Regions from separate parts of the Homo sapiens genome. Here region 1 is linked to region 2. Evidence: read pairs that join two places in POLR2A ChIA-PET (ENCODE). Cell type or tissue: PC-9. All regions are shown on one strand. Links, peaks and the distances in the headings refer to the core of each region. The heading gives the core; the rest is flanking DNA.

Region 1 (12,179 bases), core at 1,571-9,570, 88 kb before region 2:
CTACTAAGACAATAGTGTCTGTAATTAATATTGCAAGCTGGATCACTTTCCAAATAGATCCCACCGTGTCTCTGAACTCTATCTTAGCAGTAGTTGAAACAGATAAGCAAGATTTCCCACTAGCCTGTGAGTGTCAGAATTTACAATTTTTATTCTGTTACAGTGCCATGAGATTCCTGTAGTGCAAACTGCAGGGCCTTGTGAGTGCATGGTGATTGGTGAAGTATCAGACTCTGGATCAGGAAATGAAAAATCCTCTGCGTAGAACAACTTCTTGCCAACCCCCTACCTGTGATTCTTTCTCTTCCTCATCTAGGTCTTAGCTTTTGAATCAGTAGACTGAGTTAAGCAGATTGTCCTCCCAATGTGGTTGGGAATAATTCAATCCTTGAGGGTCTGGATAGAACAAAAAAGTGGAGGAAGGGAGAATTTGTTCTCTCTGCCTGACTGCTTGAGCTGGGACATTGGACTTCTCCTGCTCTTGGACTGGGACTTAGTTATTGCCTCCTCTAGGGAGCCTTGCTTTTCTTACCACCCCACCAAGCCCTTCATATGTTTCCTTCTGACTACCTGGGCCTCCCTACAGAAACTCTTAAGAATATATACAGAGGGAAACCCAGGGGGGATATGTATATATGTATGTATGTATGTGTATGTGAATATATGTGCGTATGTACATACACACACATATATGATATATATCCATATATATATAAAAATGTACATAGGATATGTATATATGGATGTATAAAAGGATATATACATACACATATAAGTACACATATTTTTATATATGTGTGTTATCTTTATATCCTTATATGTGTGTGTGTGTGTGTGTGTGTATATATAAGGATATAATAACACACATATATAAAAATATGTGTATATATACATATATATCCTTATATACATCTTTATATATACACATATATATTTTCATATATGTGTGTGGGTTATATATAAGTAACACTATAGATAAAATACTGACTTGTCTGCTCCTCCCACTGGACTCTGAGCTCTGTCATAAAAGGGACACTAGTTCTAAGTCCATCACTATGCTCGCAGTACTTAGAAGAGGGCCTGGTGTAGAGTAGGTGCTCAATATATTTTGAGGTCAGAAAACACAGTTACATTAGGAATGGGAGACTATGAAATAGTTAAGAAGCTTATTATCAGATCTTAAATGAGTCTAGAGCCTCAATAAAATGAGGAGCTCTTAGATGCGGCTCATGATAGTTGAAGTAGAGAACATATGTCATAGGAATCAGGAGGCAAAGAGATTTCATGGCTGAGCATCATAAATATCAAAGTTGAAGTTACTGAGTCATGGTTATATGATTTCTCCTACAAATGTGGCAGCTCAGTCATATTTATGGGTTTGATAATTTTTTAAGCCTTTGAAGAAAATCCTGGTAAGAAAAACTCACCTAACTTCTTGGCCCTGCATTCAAAGATTTGACACACACTATACACATACATATACATATACATATACGTATACGTATACATATACATGGAAGGTGTCAAGACCAGAATTGTACTCTTTGAGACAGAGGTGTCAGTCTAAAAAACCAATTTGAATTGAATGTCAAAGTTCACTTAAGTAGACCTTGGGCTACAATTTATAGAAAATATGCTCCTGCATCTGTAATTCTGCAGTTCAGTTGGGTGTAGAGGACCATCCAAACCAGTTTCTCAGGAGATGCTAATCATGAATTGTAATAGCATTACTGTATTCAGCACATAGACAGCTCCACCCCATTATAAAAGTGAAGTTCACCTCCCTCCCCGTCCCTCTAGCAACTTCCATCTTTTCAGTCTCTCAATTCCCCTACCTGAACTTCTCTCATACAATTCCCAGGCCTATCATCATTCCACACACAGGGAAACACCATAAACCATTGACCATTTTTCTAGAGTCACTTTAAATCAAAGTAATAATTTTTAGCGTATATTCCTCTGACCTCTAGCAATGAAAAATCATGTTAGCTGCGAAAAACCACATAACAGGATTTGAAACAATATATGAATAACTTCCTATGGAAAGAAACTGATTCTTTGACTTTTTTTTTTAACATAATAGCAATAGAAAATAAAAACTCAAAGTGAAAAATATCTAATAGAAAGTTGGAAGGTCCCTTTAAATATAAGAGAAGGCTTTGGCATATTTGGGATTAACATGACAATAATTTTTTTTTTCAAAATTTGGTCCAAGGGTCATAGTAGTCTAAAAATTTTTTTTCTGATATCCCAGATTGCTGGATATTTCTGACATACAAGACTCAATTAGGAAAAGACAAAAGGATCAAAGAAGAGAAAGCAGAATAACACTGACATTGAGAATGACTCTAGATGGGAGATCACCTAAGGATGAAAGCTTTTCTGGCAAACAATATGCAAGTATATTTATACTCTTGCTGCTCATTCCTTTTATTTAAAAACCATTGCAGGAATAAGGTGACATAAATTGTAGACTCCATTAACAATTGTTCTAGGGAACAATTAATACATGTGCCTACTCATATTACACTGAGCAACCAGGTCTACCAGCCATAGTTTTTGAATTCTGACAGCACCAGTTTTAGATATCTGTTCCATAGTGTGTAGGTAGTGTGAAAATACACAACCTATTTTCTTAAATAAATGTTCTGAATGTTTCCATATCATGGAGGTGGTGAGCCAACATAACCAACACTGATATGCAGTTTTTATTCTGAAAAAATGAAAATGAAATTAGTCAAGAGCTGTCAGGAAGAACAAAGAGGTTTCTTGTGGAATTTGTGTGTTAAATACAGCAATGGTTATAACTTTGTTCCTCGTATGAGGTAATGTTTTCCCAGGGATATTTAGTAATATTTAGCCATCAATCAATTGGCATTGCATCAAAAAAAAACACCTGCACTCCCACTAGATTAGCGGTGTGGTTTCCTAATCACATTGACAAAGAGCTAACAAAGCATGTGATATGTGGTGGAAGAGAAAACAGAAAGCTCTGCTTTACATCATACTGTTTAGGTGTGAGGATGGACCCTAATCTGCTTACACTGCATTGAAGCTGAAAGTGCAAAATAAATTCATTATCCTGGACTGGGAGACAGTAGACAAATACATCTCTTGAGAGGACAAATAACTTTACACAGAAAAGGGGATATCATATCATTTAATGAGGCAATAAGAACAACTTTTCAGGAAGACGGCCGGGCAGTGTGAGTTCTCTCATAGACACAGCGGAAGAGGTTTTTTGGTTTTGTTTTGTTTTTTTTGTTGTTGTTGTTGTTTTTTTTTGAGGAGAATGACAGCTTACTTAACAACAGACGTTTCTGTGATTGGAGAGGGAAGAAATGAACTGCTTTGCCGCTATTGCCTGTGATGGGTACAGGAATCCCAAAGCTTTGGGAGATCAGAAGAGATGTCCAATTCCTGCAGGAGATGCTTCACAGACCCCTTAAATCATTGATCATCTTCCCTTTTCATTATGCGATTTGTATCTAAGTCCCTTTACAGTAATTTCAGTGTCTGTTTAATCTTTGAGGTCCCCACAGAACCTATTACAATGTTTTACATATTGTAAGACACACAGTAAGAATTTGTGTATTGTAAGTATTGACCTAATATATCTGCACTTTTAATGTATTCAGTTAAAATATAAATTGTATTTTAAGAATACAGTAAATAAAAGAAATGCTCCTATCAAGGCATTTCTCTATCCTATGTCTATAAGTTTATTCAGATTCAAGTGTGGGAATTTACATTCATCATTAGTTCATCCATTCATTCATGTATAATGGGTACATAGTAATTATCTACTATATGCAAAGATCTCTAAGCCCTATGATGCAATTTAAAAAAATGTTAAAGTGTCTGGGCGCAGTAGCTCATGCCTGTAATCCCAGCACTTAGGGAGGCCAAAGCAGGGGGATCACTTGACCTCAGGCATTCAAGACCAGCCTGGGCAACATGGCAAAACCCCATCTCTACTAAAAGTACAAAAATTAGCCAGGTGTGGTGATGCGTGCCTGTAGTCCCAGCTACTTGGGAGGCTGAGGCAGGAGAAATCGCTTGAGTCCGGGAGGTGGAGATTGCAGTGAGCCGAGATTGCACCACTGCACTCCAGCCTGGGCAACAGAGCGAGACTCTGCCTCAAAAAAAAAAAAAAAAAGAAATGTTAAAGTGAATATCTTCATTAAGAATTTATAATTGAAAATATTTTCCATATTAGTGGAAAATCTCTATTTCAAAATTGATAACTTAATTGAATCTAAACCCAGTTGAATAAGTATTTAATTTGTGCCCACTACATTACATTTTGTTGCCTGCTCTGAATTTTGCCTTCTACTCTAGCATATTCATTAATGGGATTAGAAGGAATAACTTTTTGAGATGGGTGAAATAAGTCCGACCCAAACAGCTTTGAAATAAAACATGGGCCAGTAACAGTTACTTACAACTGTCTTTAGCCAACATGTCCCTGGCTGAAAGGTTCCTTACCATGGCGATGTTTTGGTCCAACAGGACAAATGACCTGTGAGATGTGATGAAGGAGAGAGAGATGAACAAAAAAGAGGTAATGCACAGCCATGGATTTCCCGAAGCCCCTCTCCTTGAGGGCTCTTCTTGTGCTCTGGGGAGATGCGCCACTAAAAGAAAAGGCTAACTGTTCAAGGTGAAAAAACACCACTCCCTAAAAGGAGCAAGACTTGGCTGCATGCAGGTAACACTATGAACTAGATAAGAACATGCTTAAACTCTTCAGAGTAAAAGCATCTATTCAAGGGAAAAGAATGCGGAAGGTCGTGTATGCCCATGACCAGAAATTTAAAGTGTTATGTGGAGCAAGGGGACCTATGCAGAGCTATGTTATGAGCTGAATGTAAAGAATGCAGCTTACAAGTGGCTTAAATTCTTGAGGGACCGGAATGGTTTTGTTCTGGGCAGCCTGATCAATGGGAGCTTGTCTTTGAGCTATTCGCTCAGCAAGTGACTCAGCACTTGTGACGCCCGCTGTGAGACAGGCTATTGGCTGGGGAAGAGAAGATCTTTTCAAGTACATCAGAACGGCTCTGTCTCAGATAACCTTCCCCTGACTTTGTGACTGAGCTTCCAGAAACATGTCAGGGAGTTTCTAGGAAGGAGGCCAGAAATCATGCAGTTAGCAAGGGAGATCCAGCTGTGCCCACCTCAGCCTGAGAGTTTTATTCACTTCTTCTGCAGGGATCATTTTCAGCCGTTCAAAAAGTTTCCTACTGTTTCACCTCGATGGGGACTTTACTTGCTTTTCTGTGCAGGTTCTCTATTAGTTAACATGTTCCTCTACCCCATTTAACTTTTGAAGTGTGGGGCCTCTGAATGAGAAAATGGATTGCGTCTTCCAATATCAAAATGGAGTCCTACTCATGATAAGTAGTTTAACACTTTTCTGAGAGTATTGAGTTGCTTTAGGAAGACCAAGTGATTGGGTTTCAAGAGGTATGGCTTAAATCCCTACTCTGCCAATTATTACTTGTGAGATTTGGGAGGAGGTCACTTTTAAACCTCGCATTCCTCATGTGTAAAATAGGGATAATAATATCTAGCCTATTCATAGTTATTTTGATAACCCCAATGAGATGAACCGTACGAAAAGTGCCACGAAGACGGTAAAGCCCATAGACAAATAGAAATTCTTATTATAACTTTTCTTCTGCATGTATCTACTATCTTTATGTAACTCTTAACCACATTCTACTTTGTATTACAGTGACTTTTAAGTATTTTTCTTTCCCCTCAGAGATACCAAGTTAAAGGAATTCACATCATTATATCTCCCAGAGGACAAAGCCTAGAACTTTCTACATTCAAGTCAGTGAATATTGGGGAGTGGGGAATCCATGAATTCATTATGTGGTAAGTGAAACTCTGTGGCACACAGTTTGTGGTTCTGTCAATTGTTTTCATTGCTTAGATTTAGAAAAAAAAAACAAAACATTTTGAGGGAAAATATCTTCTTTCCTCCTAAAGTAGTAATTTCAGGTGGTATTCCAGAAACTCCCAGACATAAAATGGCCTCAGGAATGTCATATTTCACAGCAATTGCCATACAGAAAAACTCCTCTGCTAAAAACAGCAGTCTGTTTACCCTTTTAAAATTTCACCCACCCTTTCTGCCTCCCTTGTTTATTTTTCCCTAAACCCTAAGGATAGTGATTACTTTCTATAGCTGCTACCCCAACTAAACCACAGAAATCTCTATATTCCTTTTTGAACTCAACTGTTTACCTAGTTGAGAACTCTTTATATTAAATTTCCTTCTTCAAATTACTAGTATGGGTTCTACCACCTGACTGGATTCCACACAGCAGAGCAGGTACTGAGAGGTGCCCCAGTCCTCCCTCTGGAACTATTATCCCAAGAACGCTTCTTCCTAGAAAATGGGATAAAATATCTACATCATATACACATGTCTGGAAAACTCAAGATGCTTTTGGCAAGAGGTCATAACATCTGGCAATATCCCGAAAGAGCTTTTTGAGCAATTAAGAATGTCATCGGAGTCCAGCCCTTACTTTAAATTTCCACAATTTGGGCTTTATAACTACAGTTTGCTTCTTCAAGTATGTTCTTCATTAAACAGAAACACACATTTATGCTCACACGTGTGCCACGTGCATATGAAGCATACATGTTGTATCCATATTTGAAATGTGCAACTTATTCTTTTTTTATAATTTTTCTAATGAAATATGTAAATCTTCATTAAATTTCAGATAAGACTAAGCATATCTTTCCTCACAAAGCAGTGGTTCACCTAGAAGAAACTGGCAGCTCACAAGGGAATCATCCCAGGACAAAGCTGAGGAAATAAACTTTTTATTTTTTTTTATGTTTTTTTTTTTTTATAGTAGAGTGATTCTGGTAGAGAAATATTAGGATTGACCCATTTAATTTATCAAATCATTGTCTTATTATTATCATCATTATTTTTGAGATGGAGTTTCCCTCTTGTTTCCCAGGCTGGAGTGCAATGGCGCAATCTCAGCTCACCACAATCTCTGCCTCCTGGGTTCAAGCGATTCTCCTGCCTCAGCCTCCCGAGTAGCTGGGATTACAGGTATGCGCCACCACGACCGGCTAATTTTGTATTTTTAGTAGAGACAGGGTTTCTTTATGTTGGTCAGGCTGGTCTCGAACTTTCGACCTCAGGTGATCCACCCGCCTTGGCCTCCCAAAGTACTGGGATTACAGGCATGAGCCACCATGCCCAGCCCCACTGTCTCATGAAATTGTTTGTATTTCCCTTTTTGCATAAAGTTTTGTTTTTATTATTGTTATATAAGCTATAAAATGCTAGCCTGATTGATTCTTGCACAAAACTGTGAAGCAGGCAAGGATGACCTTTTCTGCTCATTTTACAAGATAGTGCATACTGGAAAGTTTAAAGGGTTTAGCTGAGATCACACAAATAATAAGAGGCAGAGTTAGAAGCAAAACAGATACTTTCTGTCTCTTTTCCATTCTCCTATGCTGCCTCTTCATGTTTCATTTTTTACATAATAAATCAATATTGTATTTTAAGGACTGGATATTATTAACACATTCTACATACCAGACATTAAGTCGAGTGCTTTTGTATGGATTAAAACCATCTTTTAAAACATCTACTAGGAGATAGCATAATGATTATCCTTATTTTATGGATGAGGCTTAAAGAAAATAGAAAAATTGATCAAGATTTCACAGTTGTTGAGCGCCAGAAGTGAGATCCAAATCCAGACAATCTTAATTTAGCACCAAAATGTTGATGTCCTGCACTATCACACTTCCCTTACTACATAGATATTTGCTGTAAAGAAATGGTGCTGTAAAGAAATGAACAAAAGGAGAAGAGGTCACAGAAGTTTATAATCTAAGTTTTAAGAAATTTGCTGTTCCTTAAGACATAAATAATACAAAGTAAATAAAGTAAATATACAATATAGATATCAATCAAAATGAAAACTGATTTTTGGGAAAAATCATGCAATTCCGTTATTAAGAAATGAAAAATCTAAACTACATGTAAGAGAAATACTAAGTAAACATAAAATTTTAGTCATATAGGTTACAGTTTTGTCTTAAAACACTGCTATTAATCCATTTATTTTTAATTAATCAGTTTAGACACAGCAAAATAAAGGAAAATTCAGGCCAATATTCTTGACGAACATAGATGCAAAAATCCTTCGTAACATACTAGCAAACTGAATCCAGCAGCACATCAAAAAGCTCATCCACCACAACCAAACAGGATTTCTCCCTGGGATGCAAGGTTGATTCAATATATGCAAATCAACAAATGTGACTCATTACTTAAACAGAACTAAAAACAAAAGCCACATGATCACCTCAATGAGTACAGAAAAGACTTGATAAAATTCAACATCACTTCATGTTGAAAACTCTCAGCAAACTAGGCATTGTAGAGACATACTTCAAGATAATAAGAGCCATCTATGAAAAACCCGTGTCCAACATCATACTGAATGGGCAAAAGCTGGAAGCATTCCCCTTGAAAACCAGCATGAGATAAGGATGCAGTATCTCACCAATCCTATTCAACAGAGTTCTGGAAGTCCTAGCTAGAGCAATCAGACAAGAGAAACGTATAAAGGGCATCCACTTTGGAAAGGAAGAAGTCAAATTATCCTTGTTTGCAGATGACACGATCTTACATATGGAAAAACTTAGACTCCCCCAGAAAACTATTAGAACTGAGAAACAAATTCAGTAAAGTTGCAGATATAAAATCAACATACGAAAATCAGCAGCATTTCTATATGCCAACAGTTAACAATGTGAAAAACAACTCAAAAACATAATCTCATTTATAATAGCTATAAATAAAACTAAATGTCTAGGAATTAACATAGCCAAGGAAGTAAAAGGTCTATACACTGAAAACATGAAGCACTGATGAAAGAAATTGAGGGGGATACCAAAAAATGGAAAGATATTCCATGTTCATGGATTGGAAGAATCAATGTTGTTAAAATGTCCATACTACCCAAAGCAATCTACAGATGCAATGCATTCCCTATCAAAATACCCATGACATTCTTCACAGAAATAGAAAAAACAATCTTGAAATTTATATGAAACCACAAAAAAATGAGGATCGCCAAAACTATCCGGAGGGAAAAAAGAACAAAACTGGAAGAATCACATTACCTGACTTCAAATTATACTACAGAGCTATACTAACCAAAGCATGGTACTGGCATAAGAACAGACATACAGACCAAAGGAACAGAATAGAGAACCCAGAAACAAATCTATATACCTACAATGTAATGCAGAACTCATTTTCAACAGAAGTGCCAGCAACATACATTGGAGAAATGATGGCTTCTTCAACAAATGATCCTGGGAAAACTGGATATCCAAATTCAGAGGAATGAAACTTGATGGCTATCTCTCACTATATACAAAAGTCAAATCAAAATGGATTAAAGACTTAAATCTAAGACCTCAGACTACGAAACTACTACAAGAAAAAGTCAGGGATACCTTCCAGAATGTTGGTCTGGGCAAAAATGTCTTGAGTAATATCCCACAAGCACAAGCAACCAAAGCAAAAATGGACAAGTGGGATCATATCAAGTTAAAAAGCTTGTGCACAGTGAAGGAAACAATCAACAAAGTGAAGAGACAACCCACAGAATGGAAGAAAATATTTGCAAATTACCCATCTGACAACAGATTAATAATGAGAATATATAAAGAGCTCCAACAACTTTACAGGAAAAAATCTAATAATCCAAATTAAACATGGGCAAAAGATTTGAATAGACATTTCTCAAAAGAAGACACACGAATGGCAAACAGGGATATAAAAAGGTGCTTGGCATCACTGATGATTATCAGAGAAAAGCAAATAAAAACTACAAAGACACACAATCTCAGCCCAACTAAAACGGTTTTTATTCAAAAGACAGGCAATAAATGCTAGCGAGGTTATGGAGAAAACAGAACCCTTGCACACTGTTGGTGAGAATGTAAATTAGTACAACCACTATACAGAACAGATTAGGGCTTCCTCAAAAAACTAAAAATAGGGCTACCAATATGATTCAGCAATCCCACTGCTAGGTATATAACCAAAAGAAAGGAAATTGGTATATCAAAGAGATATCTGCACCCCCAAGTTTGTTGCAGCACTGTTCAGAATAGCCAAAATTTGCAAGCAATCTCAATGTCCACCAACAGATGACTGGATAAAGAAAATGTGGTACATATACACAATGGAGTACTATTCAGCCATAAAGAATGAGATCCAGTCATTTGCAATAATATGGATGGAACTGGAGATCATTATGTTAAGTGAAATAAGTCAAGCACAGAAAGACAAACTTCACATGTTCTCACTTATTTGTGGTTGCTAAAACTCAAAACAATTGAACTCATGCAGATAGACAGTAGAAGGATGGTTACCAGAGGCTGGGAAGGGTAGCTGGGGGAAGAGGGAGGAGTGGAGATAGTTAATCAGTACCAAAAAATATATGGTTAGAAAGAATGAATAAGATCTAGTATTTGATAGCACAACAGGGTGACTACAGTCAGTAATAATTTAATCATCCATCTTAAAATAACTAAAAGAGTATAATTGTATTGTTTGTAACACAAAGGATAAATGCTTGAGGGGATGGATACCCCATTTTCCACAATGCTATTATTACTTATTGCTTATCTCTATCAAAGTATCTCATGTACCCTAAAAATATATATACCTAATATGTACCCACAAAAATTATTTTAAACAATTTTTTTTAAAAAATCCAAATTTACAAAAAGGTTAAAAAAACCCAGAAATTATAAATATGAAATACTTCTTTCTCTTGATTATTTTGAAAGAAAATTGATTCCTTAAAGCAAAAAAAAAGAAACATTTTAATTGGAGAGTTACAATGTACTTAAAAGCAAATACATGATAACATTAACTAAAGGATGAAATTAACTTTCAATCCTAAAGTTAAATTATATATAACTTTCTCATGTTTATTTGAAGTATTACAACAGTATCTCTAAGTAGAAAGGAATAAGTTAAGCATGCATATTTTAAACCCTAGTGTAATCACTAAATAAACAAATGCAAGAAGTTTTAGCTAAAAAGTCAACAGAGGAGATAGGATGGGATACTAAAATACCTATTTCGTTAGGCCCTAAAAGTCTCCCTAAAAATGAAAGGAAGAACAGAACAACAAAAACATGAGAAAAATATAAAAAAAATAGCAAGCTGTTAGACTTAAACACAACCATGTCAATAATCATATAAAATGAAAATGAAGCACACTTCAGTTAAAAGGTAGAGATTGTTAGATTGGATTTAAAAAATGAGACTCAACATAGGCTCTCTACAACTGCTTAGTTTCATACATAAAGATACAGATAGCTTGAACGTAGCAGGATGAAGGAAGGTTATAACATGCAAACAATAAGTATAAGAATGATAGTGTAGCTACAGTACTTAGTATTGCAATAAAGAAGAGGGAAACATAATGATAATGGAGTCAATCAAGAAAACAACAATCTTAATTGTTCATGTACCTAATAAAAGAGCTTCAAAAGAAATAATGTAAAAACAAACACAACTAAAGGAATAATTAGATAAACCCACAATTATATTTAGACATTTTCACCCCCCACTTATTGATTTATAGGACACCCATTAATGATTTATAGGACAAGTTGACAAAAAAATCAGTAAAGATATAGAAGTTGTTAACAATACTATCAATCTCCTTTATCTAATTGATGTGTATAGAATATCACACTTAACAGAGAAGAATAGTCTTCTCAAGAATATATGTAACATTTACCAAGATAAAAAATGCTGCCCCATTAAAATATAATGTTCAATAAATTTCAAATAATTGAAATCTTGAAAATCAAATCAGAAATCAATATAAATTAGATTCCTACTGAATCCCCAAAGATTTGGAAATCAAACAATACATTTCTAGCTAACCCATAAGCCAAAAAAGAAATCACAAGACAAATTAGAAAATATTTCAAACTAAAAGGCAGTGAAAATACAATACATAAAAATGTGTGTTATGCAGCCAACGGTTAGAGGGAAATTTACAGCTTTTAAATGTTTATATTAGAAAATAAGAAAGGTTTTTAAGTAATGATCTAAGTTCCCACATTTAGAAGCTAGATAAAGC
Region 2 (12,179 bases), core at 2,617-10,616:
CCATCACTTCCTAGCTATACTGGTTTTCTACAGCTATTGGACCAAATTATTACAAACTAAGTGGCTTAAAAACAATAAGTTAACTTTCTCACAGTTTTGGAGGCCAGAAGTCTGAAATCAAGGTGTTAGAAGGGCTGGTTGCTTCTGAAGCCTCTGAGGGATAATTTGTTCAATGCCTGTCTCCCAGTTTGGGGTGGTAGTCAGCAATTTTTGGCATTCCTTCTCTGGTAGATGCATCGTTCTAATCTGTCTTCATCTTCACATGGTGTTCTTCTCTGCATGTGTCTCAAATCTCCCTTCTTTTCTTTCAAAAGGAGACCAATCATCGGATTTAGGGCCCACCCTAAATCCAAGATAATCTCATCTCAAGATTCTTAATTATATCAACAACGACCCTATTTCCAAATGAGGTCACATTCACGGGTACCAAGGATTAGGACTTGCACATATCTTACGGGAATCTATTCAACCCACTACACCAGCTGCATGACCTTGGGCAGGTTATGCAAACGTTAAGCCTCAATTCCTTTATCTATAAGGTATTAATAATAACAACACTAGAATTATAATCAAGATTAAACAAGATAACGTATATAAAGTGCCTAATATATTGCTTGGTTTATAGTGAATACTCAACAATTGTTAGCTGCCAGTATTACTATTATTTTCATTATTTTACTATTAAACACTCTGCAGGATTCAGAAAAAATAAAACACAAATCCTGTCCCCAAAAGTCTTACAATCCAAGAAAGGATGAATGTACATTTACGCCAGGCCTGACTTTAACTTTGTAACTCAGTATCATTAAGCACATGGGTGCTAAGACATTTTAGGGTACAGAAGACAGACTACAGGTTGATTCTTGAGGTGCTGAAAGACTAAAAACTTTCCCTCTTTAAAATCAGCATGCTCTCCTGTCCCTTTCTTCTAGAACTTCCCAAGGAAAGAGCAAGTGAAAAAGAAGCTTTTGCTATGCTCCTTCTAGTTTTCCACAATCACAAATGAAACATCACTTAAAATTGCTAGGTACAAGGGCCACTTGTGTGAGAATTTACACAGGCAGCAGCAGGCAACATCTTCCCACTAATCTTCCCCACTGGCTCTAGTTTCTTACCACTTGTCAATACATTGACATATTATAATACATGAAGGTACAAATCAAACATTATGTACACAATTCATTCTTCTCATACTGTCGGCTGCCCCAGTAAGTCAGCATTGTCACAAAATGAAATTGAATCTCAAAGGACTCAAACACCAAGTGGAATGGAGTATTAATGAGTAGAAGATCCACCAGAGTAATGTGTTAGGCCTTCTGAAGAAAAGAAAATGCAAATGACACCTGAGTACAGCACTAGTCTCACAATGACATGTTTCTTAGTAATTGAACAAAATATGTAACTATTCTCAGTTGCATTTCCCTCTCAGTCCTATGTTCATTTATTTGTGGAACCTAAAAGAAAAGTAGAGGTTTCACCCAACAGAAAAGGAGAGATATCACCCAAACACTCAACAAGATATACATACCCAAATAACTGGTTATTCAGTGAGTTCCAATTTACTAAGTAGGTTTCATGTAGTCAAAACAGTCAAATAGATTTATATATAGACATGATCTTTAATACATTTATATTAGTTATTAATTAATTTCACTCCAAATCATTGAGGCTTAATTTAAATGAACCCTTATGAAAAAGGTAATAACACTTACAAGCTTAACAAAATGAAAAGTTTGAACTGGGTGGGGAGAAAGGTTTTTGTTCATTGTTTTCTAAATTCTTAAACAAAAACCATAGACATGTAAGGAGGCTTTGGAAAATTTTAAAGCGAAAAGATCTGAGGAGGTTTTTGACCAAAAAAAACAAACCCAATCAATTTTAATGTAATGCCTAAGATCCAAGGATGTAATGACAAGAGAAAACAGAAGCCATTTGTGTAGTTTGAATTTAGCTATTTTTTCCTGAGACTTACTCTATTTGCAGTTGATGGGGTTAATGAGTGGGTCTGTTGGCCTGGTGGTTATATGATCCTATGCAAAAGCCACATGGCAAGAGAAACCATTCCCCATATGTCCTGATTTGGATCACTCCTGTGCTGTCTGCAGTAAAGGATCATTTCATCCAAATCTGTGGTCAGTGGCAAAACTATTTGTTGAACTATCCCAAAGCACAGAGCCTCACTTATTGATGAAGTGACAACTCAGGGGGCCATACAAATGGTTTTGTGTTTTTTTGTTTTTCCCAGGGAAGAGAAAATTAGTGCTGGAACTCAGGTGCATTCATTACGGAAACTGAAGTCTAAGATGTCACCACAAATATCATACAGTGAATGACTCCAAATCTGGAGGGGTGGAATCATGAAATGCAAGGGGAAATAATATTCTGGGATCCAAATACACAGCCAGAAATGGGCTTCTCTCAACTGATTTGTATGAGGTCAGAGCTTTGCTCTGGTATTTGAGTAGAAACAAAATCTTGGGAGTATGTTTCCTTTTTGGAAGTCCCCCCAGTTCTGCAGTACAGTTGTCTAGGACCAAATCTCCTTCAAGAAAATAAGGAGGGAAATTGGTTTCCAATTAAATGCTGAATGTACCATCAGAACCAAGCAAAGCTGCCTCCAACATTTAAAACATTCAAAACACTAAGCAATTTGACATACTTTTTCAAGGTGTTGGCCTTTTAGAAAGCCTGAGGAATGTTATTATAAGACACAAAGTGAGAAGCTTATGTACCATCCACCCTTTTTACCAGACTTAGAAGTTCCTCCCAGATTCTTTTAGGAGCAGAAGCAGAAGGCAACTGAAGGTGACATGAGGTGGCTCTACTCGTTTATAAGTTTAGGGTCTGTGATAAGGGCAGAAAACCATAGATGATGAAGGTACAGACCTTTTTCTCTGTCGTAATCATACTCAAGCTCTTTGCCAAGTTTAGAGGTTTAAGTACAAATGTCAAGCACCCTCTCTGAAATGTTGCCACCAAGAGCACTCCACACCTCCATCTGGAACTTCAGAAGATCACAGGCTTTTCATAAATCCCTGTATCATCCCACGAGCTATGACATCTCAGCAGCTACAAAGTCTAGGCCACTTGTATATCAGTCCGTTTTTCATAGTCTCTCCAGAGTTCCTTTTAACCTTTCTTTCATTGCCTCTGAGAAGAGCTGAGTTATAGACTCTGCTTATATATAAACTCTATTTATATAGACTCTAATTATATGAATAATTATTTCTTCAGGGGCTCTTGCAAATTAACACAAAATAATAATTAAAAATGAAACGAAATTGAGGATATTCTTAGAAAGGGTGAAGGACATGAAATACATTACTATCTGGGATTTCAACCTTTCCAAAGGTCAATAAATCCCCAAATAAAATGTAAATCCAAGGCTACCTGAGAATTCCATTTCTGTTGCATCTTTGTTCATGATGAGCATATGTCTTTTCATTTTGAGGACTTTTTAAAAGAGAAGAGTGACACACAATGCAACATGGACAAGGAATGAAAATTGCTTTAGACACTGCACTTTGAACATACAAACCTGGGAGGTGCCAGGGTCTGACACTGTATATTTCTTCCTTTGATCTGATTCTTCCAAACAGGATCCATGTACTGGCAAATTTCCCTAGTGTTCCCTGGTAAGCATCAAAGTAAACCACTGGTTGGCCTCGGTATTTCTACATTGGCTTTCTCCATTGTTTTTATACATAAAAAAAAAAAAAAAAGAAAACTCACTGGGCATTTTACATGTGGTTTCCATATTGTTCCTTAATCATTCAGTTTGAAAGTAAATCAAAGAGGAATGAAGAGTTAAAGTGCTTGAGATTGGGGTGAAAACTTCAGACTCCTGTAAGTCAACATTAATGTGTAGAGCATTTAATACAATTCTGGAACATCTGCAGGGCAGCTGTCTTACACAGACCAGGTTCTCAATAAGCTTTCATTATGTGTCACCACAGAATGGGAAACAAATATGTGTGTGTGAGTTGGGGAAGCAGAGGGTGGGGGGTGTAATTTGTAGGAAACCTAATTGATGTAACTTCCATTGAAAACAAGACAGATTATTCAAACCTATTCACAACAATATGATTATGAATACTCACCAGAGATATACTGAGTAATTACTGAATTAATGAATCAGGAAGGTTACTTTTCCCCCATGTACATTGGGAAATCAAAACTCAGTCAATTGTCTTTATGGCAGAACAAAACAACTATGATTCAAATATCCAACAAAGTTGGAAAAACCTGGCTTAACTGAGGGATGAGCTTATTGCATGCCTGCTCGGGTCACATGGGACATCTCAGCCCCTTTCCTCTCCCTCAATCTTGTCCCCTCTGTGGGCAGAAGCTCACCACTCAGCATCTCTTGTGCTTTTATCCTTAGGTTCCAGTTAGAAGCCATAGACCTCTGCTGCTTCTCCCAATTCTGTCTTCCTCTGCTGATCACACTGCAGAGTTGGTACCTCAGGCTGCCTACTCTCTGCTTTTAAAAGGCTTCAGAGAACCCTTCTTTAACTGTGGTCTCTGGAAATTTTCTATGAGATGTTGATTCTTATTCTACAAGAAGAGAATCTCATGGTCTAATGAATGTGTAAAACATCAAGTTAAACAGAGTTCTTTACTACAGAGCTTCTCGAAGCCTTTAATTTACCACTGTACATTATGGATCCAGGAGAAAAAGCAGATTTGGTCTGGCTGGGTCTTCCAGGGGTTCAGACATTTTTAAAACTCAGAAAATAGAATTGTTTTGTGTTTCTTCTTTCCAACCACTCAAAATATTTGAAAGGTTTGAGTCCGCTCCCTGTAATAACAAGGCAGTGCATTTTAGTCACCTGCAAAGCATCCTTCATCTTCTACTTAGAAGACACTGGGAAAAAATGAGAAGAAAACATTTACTCACTTTTCAGGAATCTGATATATTAATACCCAAGTTATTTTTACAAATTTGCAATTCATTGCTATGTTCATACTGGTTCTTTCTGAAATTACTATTTTTCTTTCATTCTTTTTTTAATTATACTGTTCTTATTTGCTATTATTAAAAAGAAAAAAGCCCCATTATCAGCTACCTAAAGAATGGCAGAGCACAACTAGGAAATGTCACCAACATGAAAAAGAAAGATTAAAATCTTCCTACCAAATACCTAGACTATGAGTCAATCAGGAGTTGAGCGACTTGAGTTTAGCCAGGCAGGGCTGGAAATGACTAAAATAAAGGACAACCAGGCTACTGATAGTAAATCACAGCTGGAAATGAAATTAAACTTTTAAGTTTAAGATTTTACAATTTGTTTTGGTGTGTTGGTGGGTGAGTGGTGGTGTGCGTGTATGTGAGTGGATAGGTATGTTACTGTGTAAAGGGTAAAGGTTTGGGGGTAAAGTTTTCAGTGGATAAGGAAACAAACAAGATTTAAAAATTTAGTTAAATAAATGGAGAGTGGAGAAGACATTCAGGTGGAAAAATACAAAATTAACTTTAAAAAAGAAACTGAGGGATCCAAAGGTCTGTAAGAGAAATATTCTACAACTGGAGAACATGTCTAAGACACACAAAACTTTATCACTATGCAGATTGTACACTATTTCTTATGCATCCCAATAAATGTGCCCAAAGGTAGCACTTTAAGCTGCACAGAAAATACCAAAGCCCAGACATATTTCAATGCCAGTTCCTGGGCAGGCTGGCCCTCAGGCAAAATATTCTGGAACACCTGGTTGGCTGGCAGATTTTCCTGGATGGCAGTGTTTTGGGACCAAACAGGCATTTATTTCAGCCTCTCTGATGCTTTCATATGGTAAAGGAGCAATCAAAGAATACTGGCTTTATTTTCTGAAGCACTGGTTTTGATCCACCTAAGAGGAAATGGCAGGGGCAGGGGATGGGAGGAGGGAAGGGGAGTAATGTGTTTCACAGCTTCAAATCAAACACTGTTGGAAAAAATGTCCAGAAAGCAATTCAGAGTGAAAATATTTGCTTTCTGGCTAAATAGCCAGTAGCTTTTTATTGCAAAATGGAAATAAACAGTACTGCTCATTTATACCAAAAAAGGGCAATCTACAAATAACCCAAATCCAAAAATAAAGGTATTGCCCAACAGACTAGGACATGATTCACTAAGGTCTTGACTTCAGAGTTTCACCAATGGTCATGGCACATGGATTAGAGTGGGCTGCGGTCGTGATTAGTATTAATAGTAAAAAGTCTCAAATATGCCCAAGTCCACACCCCAGAAGGATATGGGCCACAGTCTGTGTGATCCTTACCCTTCACTCTATTTATTGAACAGATGCATTCTCTCTCTCGCTCTCTCTCTCACCCTCATCCCATGCCCTGCGATGCTGAAGACCCATGTCCAGACCATATGCAGTGACCAAAATAAAAGAAAATCACACTGAAATGAACTCTATGAAATTGTTCTCTTTAATAGCCAACAGTTTATAAAAGAGAGTGAAAAAATAAATACAAAGCTAATAATGCTTACAATGAGGAGACAGAAGTTGGCCAAGAGAAAGAAAGAAATCATAATAGTATTCATTCATTCAATAATGCATTAAATACCTACTACACTGGGAACTGCAGATACAAGGAATAAAATATATCATCTGGTAAGAAATACGGGAATCAACAGATATATCATTCTAGATGTTCATGTATAAACTGATATTTTACATCCAAATAGCACTTTGAAGGCTTCAGAGACTTTTCAGCCACATATTTCACCTGATCCTCATAACATCATTTAGATATAGATCAGGCAGGTAATATATGACACTACAAAGTCAGAAAGGTTGATCTTCTTTCAAACATTCTGTTAATAAGGATGAGAACAGAGATTGAATCTCTGGATTCTTGTGCCACCCTCTATATATCTAGAAAATGAACAGTAATTTAGTAAGAAATCTTTCTGTGTCGAATCACTCCAAAAATAGCTGTTCCTCTGGATCCCATAGTCTGCACTAATTAGTGTATTAGAGCTATTTTTGGAGTGATTCAACACAATAAGATGACAATTATAAGGAAGCTTGTTTGTTAGCTTTTGATGATGACCAACATATATCATCTTGTTTGATGATGATTAACATAATCAAGCACTAAAGAATAAGCTACCTAACATCCATCCTTGAACTTTGTATGTAAACTGGAGTCTTCTCAATCCTCTAGAATTTGTCTGGGTCACTGCCATTCCAGAATCTACTCATGGTACCTTCTGTATCAGGCAGGTTTTATTCTCTGAGGTTTGGGCTCTAGTTTCCACCCACATTCACAAACAATGGGCACAGTCACGGAGGCTCTGAATGCAAAGCTGTGGACTCTTCTCAGCATTTTTGTGGTTGTCTTGGACATTCATAAGGATCCAAATGGACCGGGTACTTTGACTTAGCACCAGTCTCTACTTTTAAACTATTCAAAACATCCCTGTAAAACTTAGAAATGGCTCATGGCTAGGGTTGTATTAATCAACCTTGGGTTTTTAATAAATTCTGTTTGTTAGCATTTTGCAATTCTAGAATTTCACTTGCCCTTAAAGCTAAGTCATAAAGAATGGAATAATTCTAGACTACTTTTACTGCACATTAGATGAAAGACTTCCTCCCAGCAAACATATCACTATGTAGAATTAGTCACAGCTACTAGTATTAAAAATCCCAGACAGAATTTGGAAGTCCAAATTGTGAATTATTATCCGTTAGTTCATCCACTGAAATCATACTTAGAATCTACTATGTTCCAGGTGCTCTTCCAGACACAAGAGCCCCAAAAGTATGAAGACAGTCAAGCTCTCCACTTTCATGAGGAGGAAATAATAACCAAGGAAAAATATGCAAGATAATTACAGTTAGTGTGAGTGCAAAAACACAATAAAATAAGATGATATATGAAGAGTAGGTAGGGAAGAGGACTTTAGATCAGATGATCAGGGAAGGACTCGAGTAAGTGACATTGGAGGTGCACATGAGGTTACCAGCACTTGGAGATTTGGGGCAGAGCACTTTAGCCAGCAAGACCAGCAAGAGCCAAGGCTTGGGGTAGAACTGAGTCTGAAACTACACCTAGAGCATGGCAAACAAGGGGCATCGCTAGTCCAAGAGGTTAGAAGTGAGCTGTGGTAAAGAGATGAGATCTTTGTCCTAAGTGTAATGGGAATCCACTGGAGAATTTAAGTTAAGGTAGTGAAGTTATCTGATTTCAGCAAGTGGACCCCAGAACCCCTAAATATAGGAAAAGATGCTCTTTAGGAGGCAGTTGGCTTATTTTCCTGATGAATGGAAATGCTGTGTCTGAATAACTTGCAAAAGCAAAGTGGAAAATCTGCAGGTGCCACTCTTGAGTGCAGAGCCTTGCTATTTACTTATGGATCCCAGAGGTTTCTGACGTGGTCCTGGTATAAAAGATTCTAGGCAGCTGTGAAGAGTGAGTCCAGGGGTAGCCAATCCCGAGTTCTGTCTGGGCATGTATCACAGCCACAGTCACGGAGGCAAGTTTGTGAAGGTGGCTTAACACACAGCATGAGTATCCCAGCATCGTTGCTGAAATTGCTTCCTCCCTGCTGTCTCCCAGGAAACAGACTCACTGACCCAATCTTTTTCTGCATTTCTAATTTCTGCCATCAATGGCCAGTGATTATCTAAATGGGATTGCTCAAGTATGTCTTTACTGTATTGAAGATGAAATAGCAGCCACAAGGCATTTTTTAAGCATGAACTACCTTTAGTATAAAATAAACTATTTCATTTATTCAGCTCATCATCTGTTATCCTTAAACAGTTCCATATGCATTGGTTTATATTTGATATACAAGACTGCTGAGCCATAGCACCCACGTGGTAACAGCAGGCACACGTTTTAAACAAGCTTGATGTTACTGCCCTATAATATCCTGCCACAGAGCATTCTTTCCTAAGAGTACAATGCTCTTTGTGAATATCACCTCATTAATTCTGGGAGAGGCAGTGACAATCCCTTTCCCCGCATTTTACCCGTAAGGAAACAGAACCACAGAGAGATTCAGAGTGAGCCAAGATGATGTGCAGTTACTTGATGGCAGGATCACAGATAAATTCCTCATTTCATTTGAACTGAAGACTTTACATCCTGCCCCACCCACACGATGCCAATTCATCAAGCCCTAACGAATAAAGCTACCTAACATCCATCCCTGAACTTTATATGTATCCTGGAGTCTCCTCAATCCTCTCCAATTTGTTTGGGTCACGGCCATTCCAGAATCTACTCATGGTACTTTTTGTATCAGGCAGGTTTTATTCTCTGAGGTTTGGGCTCTAGTTTCCACCCACATTCACAAACAATGGGCACAGTCATGGAGGCTCTGAATGCAAAGCTGTGGACTCTTCTCAGCATTTTTGTGGTTGTCTTGGACGTTCATAGGGATCCAAATGGACCGAGTACTTTGAGTTAGCACCAGTCTCTACTTTTAAACTATTCAAAACAGCCCTGTAAAACTTAGAAATGGCTCATGACTAGGGTTGTTTTAATTAACCTTGGGTTTTTAATAAATTCTGTTTGTTAGCATTTTACAATTCAAGAATTCCACTACCTTATGTCTCAAAATAAAGTTAAATTTTAAGAAAGTATTTTCCATCTTGAGTAGCCTACCAGTTACTGTTGATGTCAATGATGCCAAATTTTTAGTGACTTGTTTCAGGTTTGATGAAGCTCATGATGACAGCTGTCTTTTGTGGCTTGTAGAAAAGCAAAGGAAATGCAGAAAAAAGACATCTGATCTGAAATTACTTGGTGGGTAAATGTGAATTTGATATCTGTGAGAAGCAAGTAATATTCCAGTTGTCTTCAGGTTATTTTCTCCAGCAATTTTGCACCATCGCTACATCTCTAATATCACTGTAGGTTGTCTTTCTCAGTGTGAAAAATAAATAATGAAAATCTCTAGGTTGGACTAAAGCAAAGGACAACAATGGGTCAGCCACATCAATCTCCCTTGTGCTCTCAGTTCTCCTCAAGTATTTCGTTTTCATGGCATTCCTCAGTCCACCTAACCATCTGGGCCCATAAACAAAAATATTCATTAGTCCCTTAACAAAGAAACCTTATTCACATGGTTCCAAAGCCATGAGTACATTCTCAATTTTTAAAATTTTTTAATTAAAAAATAAAAGTTGAATATATTTATGGTATACAACATATTTTGAAATATGTATACATTGTGGAATGGCTACATCAAGCTAATTATCACATGCATTGCCTCACATGCTTATCATTTTTAGGGGCTGAGAATACTTAAAGTCTACTCTCTTAGTAATTTTCCAGTGTATGTTGTACAACAGATCTCTTGAATTTATTCTCATAAGTGAAATGTTGCACCCTTTCACGAGTATCTTCTCTCTGCCCCCATCCTCTAGACCTTGGTAACCATCCCTGTACTCTCTACTTCCATGAGTTCAAAGTTTTTAGATTCCACGTATAAGTGAGATCATATGGTATTTGTCTTTCCATGTCTGGCTTATTTCACTTAACATAATGTCCTCCACGTCCATCTGTACTGATGTAAATGGCAGGATATTCTTATTTTTTTCAGGCTGAATAGTATTTCTTTGTGTATATATACCACATTTTCTTTATCCATTAATCCACTGATGCATTTAGACATTTAGGTTGATTTCACAGCTTGGCTATTGGGACTAATGCTGCAATAAACGTGAGCATGCAGATATCTCTTCAACATACTTATTTCATTTCCTTTGGATATATACCCAGTTGTGGGATTGCTGGATCATATGGTAATCCCATTTTTAATTTTTTGAGGAAATTCTGTACTATTTTCCATTATGGCTATACTAATTTACATTCCCAATAACGGTGTGCAAGAGTTCCTTTTTCCCTACATCCTCACCAATAGTTGTTATTTTTTGTCTTTTTGATAATAACCATTCTAATAGGTCTGAGATGATATCTTATTGTGCTTTTAATTTGCATTTCTCTGATGATTAATGATGTTGAGCACCTTTCCATATGTCTGATGGCCATTTGTATGTCTTCTTTCGAGAAATGTCTACTCAGGTCCTTTGTCCACTTGTGAATCAAGTTATTTGTGTTCTTGCTATTGAGTTGAGGTCCTTATATATTTTGGATATTACCCCTCATTAGATGTATACTTTGCAAATATTTTCTCCCATTCTGTAGATTGTTCCTTCACTCTGTTGTTTCCTTTCCTGTGCAGAAGCTTTTTCGTTTGATAAAATGTCATGTGTCTAGTTTTGCTTTTGCTGCCTATGCTTTGAATTCATATCTAAAAAATAATTGCCCAGACCAATGTCATGAAGGTTTCCTCCTATGTTTTTTTCCAGTAGTTTTACATTTTCAGGCCTTATGTTTAAGTTTTTAATCCATTTTGAGTAGATTTTTGTCTGACGTAAGACGGGGGTCTAATTTTATTCTTCTGCATGTGAATATCCAGTTTTCTGAGCACAACTTAGCAAAGTCTTCTCTCCCCATTGTGTGTTCTTGGCATCTTTGTCAAAAATCAATTGACCATGAATGCATGATTTATTTCTGGGATCTCTATTCTGTTCTATTGGTCTATGTGTCTGCTTTTATGACAGCACCATGCTGTTTTAGTTACTATAGCTTTGTAGTAGATTTTGAAGTCAGATAGTGTGATGTCTACAGCTTTGTTCTTTTTGCTCAAGATTGCTTTGGCTATTCAGGGTCTTTTGTGGTTCTATATGAATTTTAGGATTTTTTTCTACTTATGTGAAAAATGTTATTCACAATTTCATAGGGATTGCATTCAATCTGTAGATCACTTTGGGTAGTATGGACGTTTTGACAATATCAATTCTTCGGATCCATGAACACAGAATATCTTTCTATTTATTTGTGTCTTCAACTTTTTTCATCAATGTTTTATAGTTTTCAGTGTACAAATCTTTCACCTCTTTAAATGTAATCCTAAATATTTTTATAGCTATTACGTATGGGATCATTTTCTTGATTTCCTTTTTAGGTAATTTTTTTGTAAGTATATAGAAATGCTACTGATTTTCGTGTATTGATTTTTGTATTCTGCAACTTTACTGAATTCACTTATTAGTTCTAATAGATATTTGCTGAAATCTTTAGATTTTCTAAATATAAGATCATGTCTGCAAACAGAGACAATGAACTTTTTCCTTTTTAATTTGGATACCTTTTACTTCCT

The links. Peaks named below come from ENCODE experiments on the same cell type or tissue, not always from the same donor. Only the 100,000 strongest peaks of a DNase experiment are listed, where the experiment ranks them.
Region 1: POLR2A ChIA-PET joins it to region 2 with 11 read pairs; 5 of 35 experiments call an interaction of 5 or more read pairs at or near these places.

The regions. Positions count from the first base shown.
Region 1 is chr15:39,208,715-39,220,893 of GRCh38, forward strand. The region is part of intron 1 of LOC105370777 (a long non-coding RNA gene); the gene reads right to left. LOC124903467 (a long non-coding RNA gene) reads left to right here and starts at 2,196. Exons shown (of 3, transcript XR_007064589.1): 1 at 2,196-5,466; 2 at 5,768-5,883. RefSeq lists enhancers at 4,041-4,572, 4,378-5,577. In PC-9, for the core only: no CTCF peak of the experiment used is centred there; a DNase peak (open chromatin) is centred at 4,887; H3K4me3 peaks cover 358 bases; H3K27ac peaks cover 1,582 bases.
Region 2 is chr15:39,295,796-39,307,974 of GRCh38, forward strand. All of the region lies in intron 1 of LOC105370777 (a long non-coding RNA gene), which reads right to left. Among named protein-coding and RNA genes, the nearest start is that of LINC02915, 51 kb to the left of the region's middle. In PC-9, for the core only: no CTCF peak of the experiment used is centred there; a DNase peak (open chromatin) is centred at 5,156; H3K27ac peaks cover 1,028 bases.